3 separate regions of the Homo sapiens genome follow, and all the other regions are linked to region 1. A link is a loop called in an ENCODE intact Hi-C map of the cell type or tissue named here. Cell type or tissue: Calu3. All regions are shown on one strand. Links, peaks and the distances in the headings refer to the core of each region. The heading gives the core; the rest is flanking DNA.

What was found. A loop is a pair of places that touch in the nucleus more often than their neighbours do. Peaks named below come from ENCODE experiments on the same cell type or tissue, not always from the same donor. Only the 100,000 strongest peaks of a DNase experiment are listed, where the experiment ranks them.
Region 2: it touches region 1 in a loop (3.0-fold over the local background); 4 of 110 quality-filtered maps call a loop at or near these places.
Region 3: it touches region 1 in a loop (2.3-fold over the local background); 3 of 110 quality-filtered maps call a loop at or near these places.

What each region holds. Positions count from the first base shown.
Region 1 is chr3:169,495,429-169,499,179 of GRCh38, forward strand. The region is part of intron 1 of MECOM (MDS1 and EVI1 complex locus); the gene reads right to left. Among named protein-coding and RNA genes, the nearest start is that of MECOM-AS1, 49 kb to the left of the region's middle. In Calu3, for the core only: no CTCF peak of the experiment used is centred there; DNase peaks (open chromatin) are centred at 2,193 and 3,103.
Region 2 is chr3:169,293,337-169,297,087 of GRCh38, forward strand. The region is part of intron 2 of MECOM (MDS1 and EVI1 complex locus); the gene reads right to left. Among named protein-coding and RNA genes, the nearest start is that of MECOM-AS1, 150 kb to the right of the region's middle. In Calu3, for the core only: a CTCF peak has its summit at 1,980 (motif pointing left); a DNase peak (open chromatin) is centred at 1,995.
Region 3 is chr3:169,347,808-169,351,558 of GRCh38, forward strand. All of the region lies in intron 2 of MECOM (MDS1 and EVI1 complex locus), which reads right to left. Among named protein-coding and RNA genes, the nearest start is that of MECOM-AS1, 98 kb to the right of the region's middle. In Calu3, for the core only: no CTCF peak of the experiment used is centred there; a DNase peak (open chromatin) is centred at 1,674.

The sequences.
Region 1 (3,751 bases), core at 766-3,265:
GAGCTACAATTAGAGTCTGTATTTTACACACCTGTCTTTTTAGTGTGAACCTGTGTCTGGCCTGGTTCTTTTGCATAATAGAAGAGACTATATTTTTCGAAAGAATGCTTGTTTCTTAGTTGAAACAACTTTTAATTACAAAGAAGTACTATTCATAACACCTCTAAGAAATGGAGAGACTAGCATATTTTCATATTCCAATACTCATTCTTTCCATGGCTTTTCCAAATGAGGCTAAATGGCCCAAACCTGAATATACTGGTAATTTGGACACTGGCCTCACTATCAAAACTATGAACCAGTCACTCACAAAAGCTCTTCAGTTTCAAAGCCATTAGTCACATTGTACTTACAGAAGGCAGCATGGCACAGTGATGTTAATTGATGGCTGGCCGCTTACTAGCTGAAAACTTTCAGCAGGTTGGGGTTGTCCTTTCCTCTTCTTTTAGAATAGATAATAATAGAGCTGTGTCATAAGACTGATGTGAGGATCTCATGAGCTATACCTGTAAAGTCTTCAAAACAGTGCCTGACACATAGTAAGCATAACGACCCTACCAGTAAAAGGGTCGACTCCAACTAGAAGTCACAAATATGGAGAACAAATGAGGACATGCAAAGCTTTTCTCTTGGATCTGCATTTAGGATATGGGAGCCTCCTCAAACAAGAAAAAGCCCTGTTGTTATGGGGAAATTGGAAGCAAAGAAAATTCTGCAGTGGCCAGTGGCAGAATTTCTCACCATTGAAAACATATTAGGGATGGGCAGAGTCTATCAGGAGTTCACTGGAATTCAGTGGCTAGCCAGTTGCCTCTATAAGCCTTAAAGATTCCCTTGAAGACAGACAATACACCCGTCTTTGGAAACATATTCTCATGTTAGAACCAAACGTGCATATGGAAATTATTATCCCTTAGCTAAGAGCTTTTGTTTTAAAACCCTTGTGGTGTTTGTAACCTAAAAGAGGGATTTCCTCAAGTTTTCTAAAACTGCCTCATTTTTTTTAAGAATCACCATGATCCATACCTCATTTGAGATCAAGTGAATCGTCAAACTAATGTGTTTTTTCAGGAAGCTAATTCTGTGACTTCCTTAAAGAGAGGGTTGCTCTTCCCAAGGGTTATCGGCAAGCCACTGCTCTGGCTCCTTGTGCCAGTTGTTCTTCCTGACTGGCCATTTCCCCTCTGGCTGGAGATAACCCTGCAATGACTTCAAATTCTTTCGTTCAGTATCTGATTCCATCTCCATCATAAAGCCTTCCTCAGAGCATGGTTGGACCTAAGCATTTCCACGTCTTAGTTCATTCCCAAGATCCCAAGTTGACTTTTGCTTGAACTTCAGTGGAAAATCCAAATCATGTGAAAATCAAAAAGAAAATAATGGCTCTTTCTTGATTCTATTTTCTAAACATATGGTAATGAACAATAAATGTTTACAGGTAGCTGTGATGGCTACAGAAAAATTTTCTTTGGGACCCCCATAAAATAGATTATATTCAGTAAACACAGCCAAGCATGCATAAACTTTAAGAAAGATTTTAGCCTTCTATCCATTCAAACTATTACCCTATTTCTTCCCTCTTTATTGCTACCATTCCTTCTGAAAAAGAGTTTATAAATTCATAACACATTAAAATGAGCAGACTCTTTAGTTCCTTAATCCTAGCAGTCTGATTTAGTAATTTCTTTAATGGCAATATTATTCTCCCCATGCCACAGTTCATATTTGACTTCTCTTGACTCCTTGCTTCCCACTTACTATCAGCAACCAAGTCCTGCTTATTCTTACCTTATTATATTGTTCTTTCTATCCCTATTGCCACAACCTACTTCAGGTCCTTATCATTTACTCCCAATGCTTCTTTTGCAATAGCCCACTAACTAGCTCTCTAATTCTTCAATTTTTCTCTTTTTCTTTTTCTTTTTTTTTTCTTTTGAGATGGAGTCTTACTCTGTTGCCCAGGCTGGAGTGCAGTAGTGTGATCTCAGCTCACTGCAACCTCTGCCTCCTGGGTTCAAGTGATTCTCCCGCCTCAGCCTCCCAAGTAGCTGGAATTACAGGTGCCTGCCACCAGGCCCGGCTAATTTTTTTTCTTTTACTGGTATTTTTAGTAGAGATGGAGTTTTACCATGTTGGCCAGGCTGGTCTCAAACTCCTGACCTCAGGTGATCCACCCGCCTCGGCATCCCAAAATGCTGGGATTACAGGCATGAGACACAGCTCCCGGCCAGTTTTTCTCTCTTGTAATTCATCCTGCATACCTTTGCCAAAACAAACATCCTAAAGCATAATTCTGATTATGTCTCCTCACATTTCAGACATTCCAATGGCTTCTCATTATGTCTAAATAAAGTTCAACTCATATAAAGTCAATGTGTTTGTTGAGTGAATCAGTACAAAAATTCCATATGTAGGCTTTAGCTATTTATCGAATAAAGTACAAAAGAAGAGTTTTGTTTTGTTTTGTTTCTTAGGCCAACATATGCCATATATCCTGTTTGTGGCCTCAGAAATGTGTGAATCACATTGATAAATCAGCTGAAAAAACAAAAGTTAGTATTTTACACCTTCTCTTCTCTAGAGTCTTAAAAACTCCTTCAGACTTCAACTGAATATGCGCTTTATTTCTGTTCTCTCTATTGATTCTTCTTCATTAATGTTTAATCCAAGGAGCTTTGAAGTACAAGATGACAAAATACATAATTTGTACCAATGTTCACAATTATTTCTTCCATATCAGTTAAGTGTAATTTGAAATATTATATCTTAAATTAATAAAGAAGATTTAGTAAAAACATGTTTACCTGTGTGAAAAATATTTATTGAAAATAAAACTTATTTTTAAATCCCACGAAAATAACAGACCAAAATGGCAGTGTAAGTACATGCCAAAATTGCCCCCTGTTCAAAAGCGAGAAATAATGGATAATGATTTTTAAAATATATGAAAGTGAAACTCTGTCCAAAAGCAAGAAAGTTTTCATGGACCATAAAAGAAAAGGAAACCTACAATACTAAAGGATGCTCGGTTTATGCCCAAAGATGAACAGTAGGTTTTGGGTTTCAGTGTTTATACAGAAAAGGGCCTGAGCCTGCCCCACACATGACCCAAGTACACTGCATAAAGCCAGAGTTAAAACTTCACTGCCAGCCTCTGAACAGAAGGCTGTTCTATCCACACTATCACAAGACCTGGTGGAGTTGAGGCAACTGCTGAATTACCATACAGGGAAGAATGAATTCAAGAAAATTCCCATGCAAGATAGGCTCTTAAAAAATAAATTTACACAAGAAAATCAGCACTGTAAAGGTAATTGATAAGCCCAATAGAAGGGAAACCTATACAAAGAAATAGAAATAACTAAGCAATCTGAAATGGACTTTAAATAATGATGTTTACAATTCTCTAAGAGGAAAAGGAGCATTAGCATCAGTGAAACAAAAGTAGGGCTATAGAAAAAACAATACTTATGAAAAAAACCAATTGGAAATTTTTAGATGGAAAAGCGTGAAGTAAAAAATTCAACACATGGTCTAAAGAATAAACTGCACACAGCTGAAGGGAAAATTAGTTAATTTTACGAAGAAACAATAAATCTCACAGAATGTAAAGAGATAAAGATATTTAAATAAATCAGAGTTAAGAGATATAAAACTATATACATATGAGTATATAAATATCCATATGTTTATATGTATACATATATATACCAGAAGGAAAGGACAGAAGAGATACAATATTTGAACAGAT
Region 2 (3,751 bases), core at 472-2,971, 200 kb before region 1:
GGCCTTTGAGGCCCTTCCTCTCTGACCTCACTGCTCCTCTCTCATTCATTCGCACTAGCCTCGTGTGTTTGGCTTTCTGGTTCTTTGAAACATCAAGTTGGTTTCTTCTTCGGCCGCCTTGGCCTTGCTATTCTCTTAGGCTGAAATGCTTTTTCTGAAGCTAGCCCCATGGCTCACTGTTATTCCTTTCAGGTTTCTGTTCCAGTGTCCCTGCTCAGAGGGGCTACACCTGACCCCTGCTCTAAGTACCAAACCTTCTGTGTGCTACAATTCCCCCTTTACTCTTTATCCCCTTCCTCATCTTCACTTTTCTTGATAGCAGTTATTATTACCAAACATTATATAGTTATTTGTTTCTGTATTTATTCATTTTCTTTGCCCCTACTAAAAAGTCCATGAGGGTATGGAGTTTGTCTAGATTTCAGAATAGTGCCTGGAACATAGTAGGTATTCAGCTTATATTTATTGAATCAATGATTTGATACTTTATGGGATTACCAGCCAGTGTGATCTACAGTGTCTAGCCCCAGTAACAGGTGAGAGTCACTGAAATAACCTGATCACAGTCCTCAGGTGGAGACCTCAGCCTGAGAGGCTCAGGGCTATTTCCAATCATTCTTGCATTTTCTATCATTTTGCCTAATTCTAACATTTCCTCTTTCTAACCTTGCTCTATCATGTCAACTAGAAACTCATTACTGCATGTAGGTTATACACACACACTTCTTAGAACAACTATATGATTTAAGACACCCTAGTGATTTTATTGGTTTATCATTAACTATTTATGGGTTTTTTTTGGTTAGTTGATTAGTGAGTTTTTTTTTAAGTTGTTGTATTTCCATTTAACCTTCCAGGATCTTGGTTTTCTGTAATGTAGAATAGTTATATCACTATACTTGCCTTATCTACATGTCTGTTCAAAGCTTGCATTAGGTTCCGTATTTTAAGATATTTTGAGAGAAAATAATCATTTTAGAAAATAGTTTCTGGGAGAGTTTGCAATTTCTACAGGCAGGTGTTTTCAGGGGAAAGTTAGCCAAACACAGAGAAAAACATTGCTTTTAACTAATGTATTGATCATTTGGGAGGGCACTGGCGTAAGGTCACAAACAAAGTAAAAATGTTAGCCAAGACAAGACTCAAGAGGGGCAGAAGCAGTAGCCTGGTCTCTGCTCAAATGTCCCCATTGTATGGAGCTGGGTAAACAGGCAGCTATGCAGTCTGTTCTGTCCTCTCTCATCACATGGGAGAGAAGCCACTAGAAAAACAAACAAACAACCAAATACAGCTCAAGGCTTATCAGCCTTTAAGTTGATGACCTTATACTCTGGGATCCCAGCCCCAGCTCTAAGGAGCTTATTGGACAATGATGAATCTAAAAATCTGAAGAAGTTCAGTCAATCATTGACTCTCAGGACAATCATACCCTCCTGCCTCAGTCCTTCTTCCAAAATCTCCAGTACGTCCTGACTGTGCCCAAACAGAGCTTGGTCTGCTTGGACAGAGTTCTCAGCAGTTTGGGCTTATATTCATGCTCTTGCCCATGCCTGCTTCACTCACCACATCACATTTGATCCGGATCCACAAGCACCCTCTTTTTCCTCCATTTGCTCTGATAAATGCTTTCTCGGTCTTTCTTCCTGCTCTAGAAGATTATCTTTTCTATTGCTTAGTTTTCTTTATTTAAAAAAAAATGTTTTCTATCTTAATGTTACGTAAAATATGTGCATTATAATTGAGATGGGGATTTTCAAACTGTCTTCCTGAGGTTCCTCAGAGATCATCAGAGGAAAGATATGAGCACAGACCTTTGGCTTTGAACCTCCTGTCCCACTTTCACCATAGGATCTAGGTTGACTTTTATCTATTTTATATATTGGGTTTCTGAGTAAGATATTGTTTAAAGAAAGATTTCCTATTGCTTTTATTTAAAAGGGTTAAAAAAAGTTAAATTACAATAACACGTGACTCGAAGGATTTGCCACCACCTGGTGGCAGCATACCCAAATTTCAATGTACCTAAATTTTTAAAAGGGTTGAGTTGAATCTGCTATTCTAAAATTATAAAGTGGTATCAGAAATGTCTCAGATGATGATGTATAATTATGAAAAAACATTAAAAAGTACAATATCACTTTCAAAATACAATATAGTATTTCAAAGTTGAGATTTTTATAAATGAATTAAATTACTTTATTGTAGGGCATAGTACTTGTAGAAAACATTTCCATTATGCCTTTAAAACAACATTGCAAGAAGGTAAAATAAACTAGTAGCATTCTCTCAAATTCTTTTTATGTTTGAACATCAATGTTACCTACCTATCCTCAAATATCTGGGGAAAACTTCATTTCTTCTTCTTCTCCTTAAAGTCAACATAAATACTCAGTTTCTGGGTAAATTGTACCAGGGACATTGCCCGTGCTGCTCTCTACCTCCACCAAAACAAAACAAAGCAAAGACACCTTTTCACAGAACTTTAGAAATGACTGCACAAAGAGAATAAAAAACAAGTATTACAATCACAAGTATATTCATGGACAAGTGGAGGAAGAAAGTGAGGTTTTGTTTGATGGTTTGTTTGCTTGTTTGTTTTCCTTTTTCAGGCCTTTCAGCTCTCATACAACAGTAACATATTGGTTGAACCAACTGACCTTGCTCTGGCCTGATTCAACCATAGTCTGTTCAGATAGAACACCTTTAGCACTCAAGAATAGGTTCCAGTAACTTAAACACCTGATGAGTGAAAAGGGAAATGAAACCTGAGCCTCACCATTCTCAAGTCACTTTTTTGACCAGACCCACATAGATGCCTCCCCAGCAGTCTGTAGTGGCCCTTGCTTTCCCCCTCCAGCTATGGGACTCCTAAGTCATTGCCCTCTTACTCACAACAATGATCTTAGGTTAAGTTTTCAGGCAGGACATGAGAAAATCAGCAGGACAGACAAGTGGCATCCTATAACACTCCCAGATCTGTGAGAACAGAGTGAGTGGGAGTGAGAAGAGCAAGAACGCCAAAGAAATATTCTTGGCGGCAGGCTGGTGGACGCAGAAGGAAGGTTTAGTTATGGTCCCTCAACAGCTGCAATAAACTTGCTCTGTAAGAAGCCATGATTATGTTGTATTGTGGATTTGCCAGCAAGATTACATCCACACAAGTTCTTTGTAGACCATCAGTAAACTCAGGGCATTCTGAGCAAATAGGAATTAGCTACATGGGCAGAGTTTTCAACTGAAATCCACGCCTAGTTCCCCTAAAGATTGTTTACCAGCTTTTCCCAGAGCCAGTTACAAGGAGCATAACATGACTTGATTCACAAAGAAGTAATGGAATTATAGTAATAAAGGAGTGAGGAAAATAAATAACAGGAATAGACTTGGCACTTTTGAAACTTAAAGGTGTTTTGCCTGAGATGAACCTGAGAACTGACCTACAATGCTTCTCATACTCGTAAACATGGTGCAAAGTTTGTTTTAATCATACAGAATATGTCACCATTAATTCTTTAAGCATGCAAAGAGCATATCATAGCAAATATTAGACACCCCAGAGGTGTAAACTATAGCTTAGAAAAACAAAACTCATTGGTGGCTATTACTTTGCAATTGTTAGATGTCACCATTGTCATTTCATGTTATAGATCTGTGTCACAACAACATCTGTACAAAACCAAACACCACCAGCTGTGCTCTTTCAACAATTTGGAGCAATAATTAAATTGTCTTTAGTAATACACCTGCACTGCAG
Region 3 (3,751 bases), core at 472-2,971, 150 kb before region 1:
TGTCTGGTTCGCCACATAAACGCCCAATAAATACGTGTTGACTGACTGACAAGCCCCATTGCTAAGCATGCTACAGAATATGTGCAAAATAGCCTACTTGAGCAGTCTGCCATCCCATGAAGACATTCGATTCCAACAGGCTAGAACTTAATTGGAAAAATATGGGCAGAACAGGATGACAAGACCATTCTAACAAAGTCCTCTGAAAATGGGCGATTATTTCTCTGCTTATCTACAGGGCATCTTCCCAGCAAGACACTGAGCCTTAAAAAAAAATATTTCTAGCAACCGAAATAACTCTATTCCATATGCATTTGTCAATGTTCCCTGAGAAAGCAGTGGTAGTGTATGTGAGAGTGGAGAAAGATGGGAATATTGCAGATTCTGTCTGTGTGTGCACACATGTGCATAAGGACCAGATGAGGTGAATGCCCTTAGAAAAATTAGTATGTTTTTATTCACTGAAGTAAAAAGAGGCTGTTTCTGGGTGTGGAGTGTGAAAAACAATCTTACTACTTTATAGTCACACCTCATAACATAATCCTGTAACACCTACTGACCCAGGATCTCCAAGAAAGGGATAGTGTTAATTCTATTGCACTTATGGGAAATTTGGGGAATATGTAGCCAAGATCCACCAGCCCTGAGGTCCTGACTCATAGCCTTAACTATGAGATTTCCCTCCTGATTTGAGGATGAGTAGAATATACTCACACCTTTTCATGGGATTCTACCTCGTTCTTCTTCAGGAACTACAAAGCAATCCTTTAAAGATGAGTGGTATTAACACTGTAATTACTATTATTATTTATTTCATAAGAGAAGTAAACATTTTATATGTAGACTTCCTTGCCAGACAGCTAATGTAAAAATGAATATTTCAATTCTGAGTCAAAGAAAAGATTAATAACTTCTACACATTTATTGCCATAGACCTTTTATTTGCAATCATTTCAAAAAACAGACTGTCTTTAAAACATTTTAGTCAAATAATTATGAAGAACAGAACAAATGCCTTAGAATGACTGCATCTTCAGCAGCATGATACATTACTATTTCGGTCTACCTCCCCCTGCCCTCATGTCATATTTGGGTACTTTTATTTTTCAAATATTGAGTTGTTTTACTGCCTGCACAGTTAAGGCTATGATTGGTTGTTAACCACTTCTCTAAATACTTCAGGAGACTGAGAACCAGAGTGGAACTGCATTTTTTTACATCAATATAAAGTCATGTTCACCCCCATTCCCCTCCCTCTCATCCTCCCCTTTCCCCCCTCCCCCAGTGTTTTTCTCCCTCACTTCTTAGACGCATTTGGTAACAATCAGGCTTTTATTTTAAGGAGCCCTAAGATAAGGTATCTGTGAGCTCCACACTTGGAGTAATTGATCACATTTGTTTCCTGTTCGTAGGTTAGACCCCTCCTTCTTGCTCTTTTTCTTTTTTTTAAACTTGGCATGTTTCTCATTACCCTCTGCCTTGTTAGCCTAGTAGAAATTTTCTACTGTGGAGAGTGAAAACAGGACGATACTATTACAAACCTCGTCTAGTCGGTGACAGCAGCCCCTCTCTTTCTCCAGGAACATTGGGCCACTTCACGCTCTAGTGGGGGGCCCTCCTATGGATACAGGTATGCATGCCTGTAACTGAAGGAGGTTCTGTGGCATTTGCTTGGTGTTCACATGTTTAATTTTCACAGAACTGTGCTGATTCATACCGAGACTGTTCTCCAGGATGACAACATTGTTATCATATGACTCAAATTGCCCCACCTCATTTCATTTGGGAATGTTAGCTCAGGTTCAATAACCATCAGCTGCCAATTCTGTAAAAGAAGACCTGTATATTTCCCGTCTATGCTTTCTAGATAAATTGTAATCGGCAGCATTTTACTAGCCCTGTCAGGTGGGGCTTAATTGCAGATATTGTCTAAGGAAAGAAAAATGCAGAAGAATGAACGATCTTTTCTTCTTTGAGTCTCTGTGGGCCAATGAATATGAGACAGGGACTCAGTCATTTTCCTATCAAGGCTTCAATCACAACAATCCAAGTTAAAAACTCCAGTAACTCAATGTAAAATGAAATGCAAGCCCTGCCATTATTTTCCTGTTTGGGGCTGAGAGAGATACCAAAATAAATTGTTTATAATGGCTACAATTCAATTAATATATCTACTTATAATATCAATATTTATTTATAAAAATATGATAGAGTCTAATGAAGTGATATGCAGTTTATGCAAGAATCTTAACAAATAATCCTTTACCTGAGTGGTATTCCTTCAACATTCAAAGTTTCAAGACTATCTGAACAATTCCCTATTTTGTTTATTTGGTTGTTAGTTGGTTTTGTGCTTGTTATTCTCTTACACTTCACATGTCAACACCTTTACATAAGCAGCCAACAAAAGCAGCATATTTTAACAGAACTAAAAATAAATTAAAATTCAGGAAGAGACTTGGAACCTGGTCTAAGCTCTACCCCCAAAGTAGTTGGGTGACCTTGAGCAAGTAACTGACCCTTCTTGACCTTCAGTGTCCTCATTTATAAAATGAGTAGGCTGGGCCAGATGGCTCCACAGTGGCTTTCAGTGCTTCCTTCTCTGTCATAACTAACATTGAGCTGAATCACACTGTAAAAGATTGAGTCTTCGAGATTTTCCAAGGCTATGTAGAATACAATAGCCAGTAGCCACATGCAGCTACTAAGTGCTTGAAATGTGGCTAGTCCAAATTATGAGGTGTTATAAGTGTGAAATACATACCAGATTTCAAAGATTTTAGTACAAAATAGGTACAGTATTTCAGTCATTTAGTTTTTGCATTTAGAAATTACAATATTTTGGATCCTCTGGTTAGATATATTATTTAAATTATACCTTTTTTTTACTTTTTATAAATGCAGCTGTTACAACATTTTCAATTACTTATGTGACTCATGTTATATCTCTATCGGATGGTAAAGTAATAACAGGTCTATGGCTGTGTATTTACCACAGAGAGAATTAAAGTGGAAAGACTCTGAAATATTTTATTTACTGGGGGTCTTTCATAATAAAACAAAAATCTCTTGTTTTCTGGATAAAAATATCCAGGTCAAAGCCATCTCTGAAGCACCCATGCTACTCAATAAAGAACACTAAATGTTAAAAAGTGTTGTTTCATAAAATTATAGTACTAGTAACCCACATATAACCTAAAGAGCTTAAAAATTGCCCCAAATCTCATAATTTTCTCATCTAACTAATCCGATTTACATTCCTGAACACCAGAATTATTCATTCATTATATTCTTTACAATGTTTATATTTTAAAAATTTAGAAAAACACATTAATGAAAAGATTTTTTTATATAAATTATCTTTTGTTTCTTAATATAGATGTACCCACTTTATTCTGACAATCCCTTTGCTGAAGAACTTCTGAAGGACTGTGGCTAAAGATCAAATCTTAACATATTTTTGTCAATGAATACCTGGATAATTTAATTATTAAGGAAAAATCAAAGTTTTGTCTACATAAAAAAGTATTGCATATCTATATGATAGATATTTTAGTCAATAATTGCAATTTTGTATCTAAGGTGATAAATCTACACAGTAATGTATTTATGTATCTTTCTAGTAGGTATTAATATAAGAGAACTATTCATTATGCTAACAGTGAAGTCTAACCCTCAAAAGAAGCATTATCTATTCCACATTAAAGTAAACCCAGTTAATACCTAAAATGAATGTTTTAAAGTACATAGA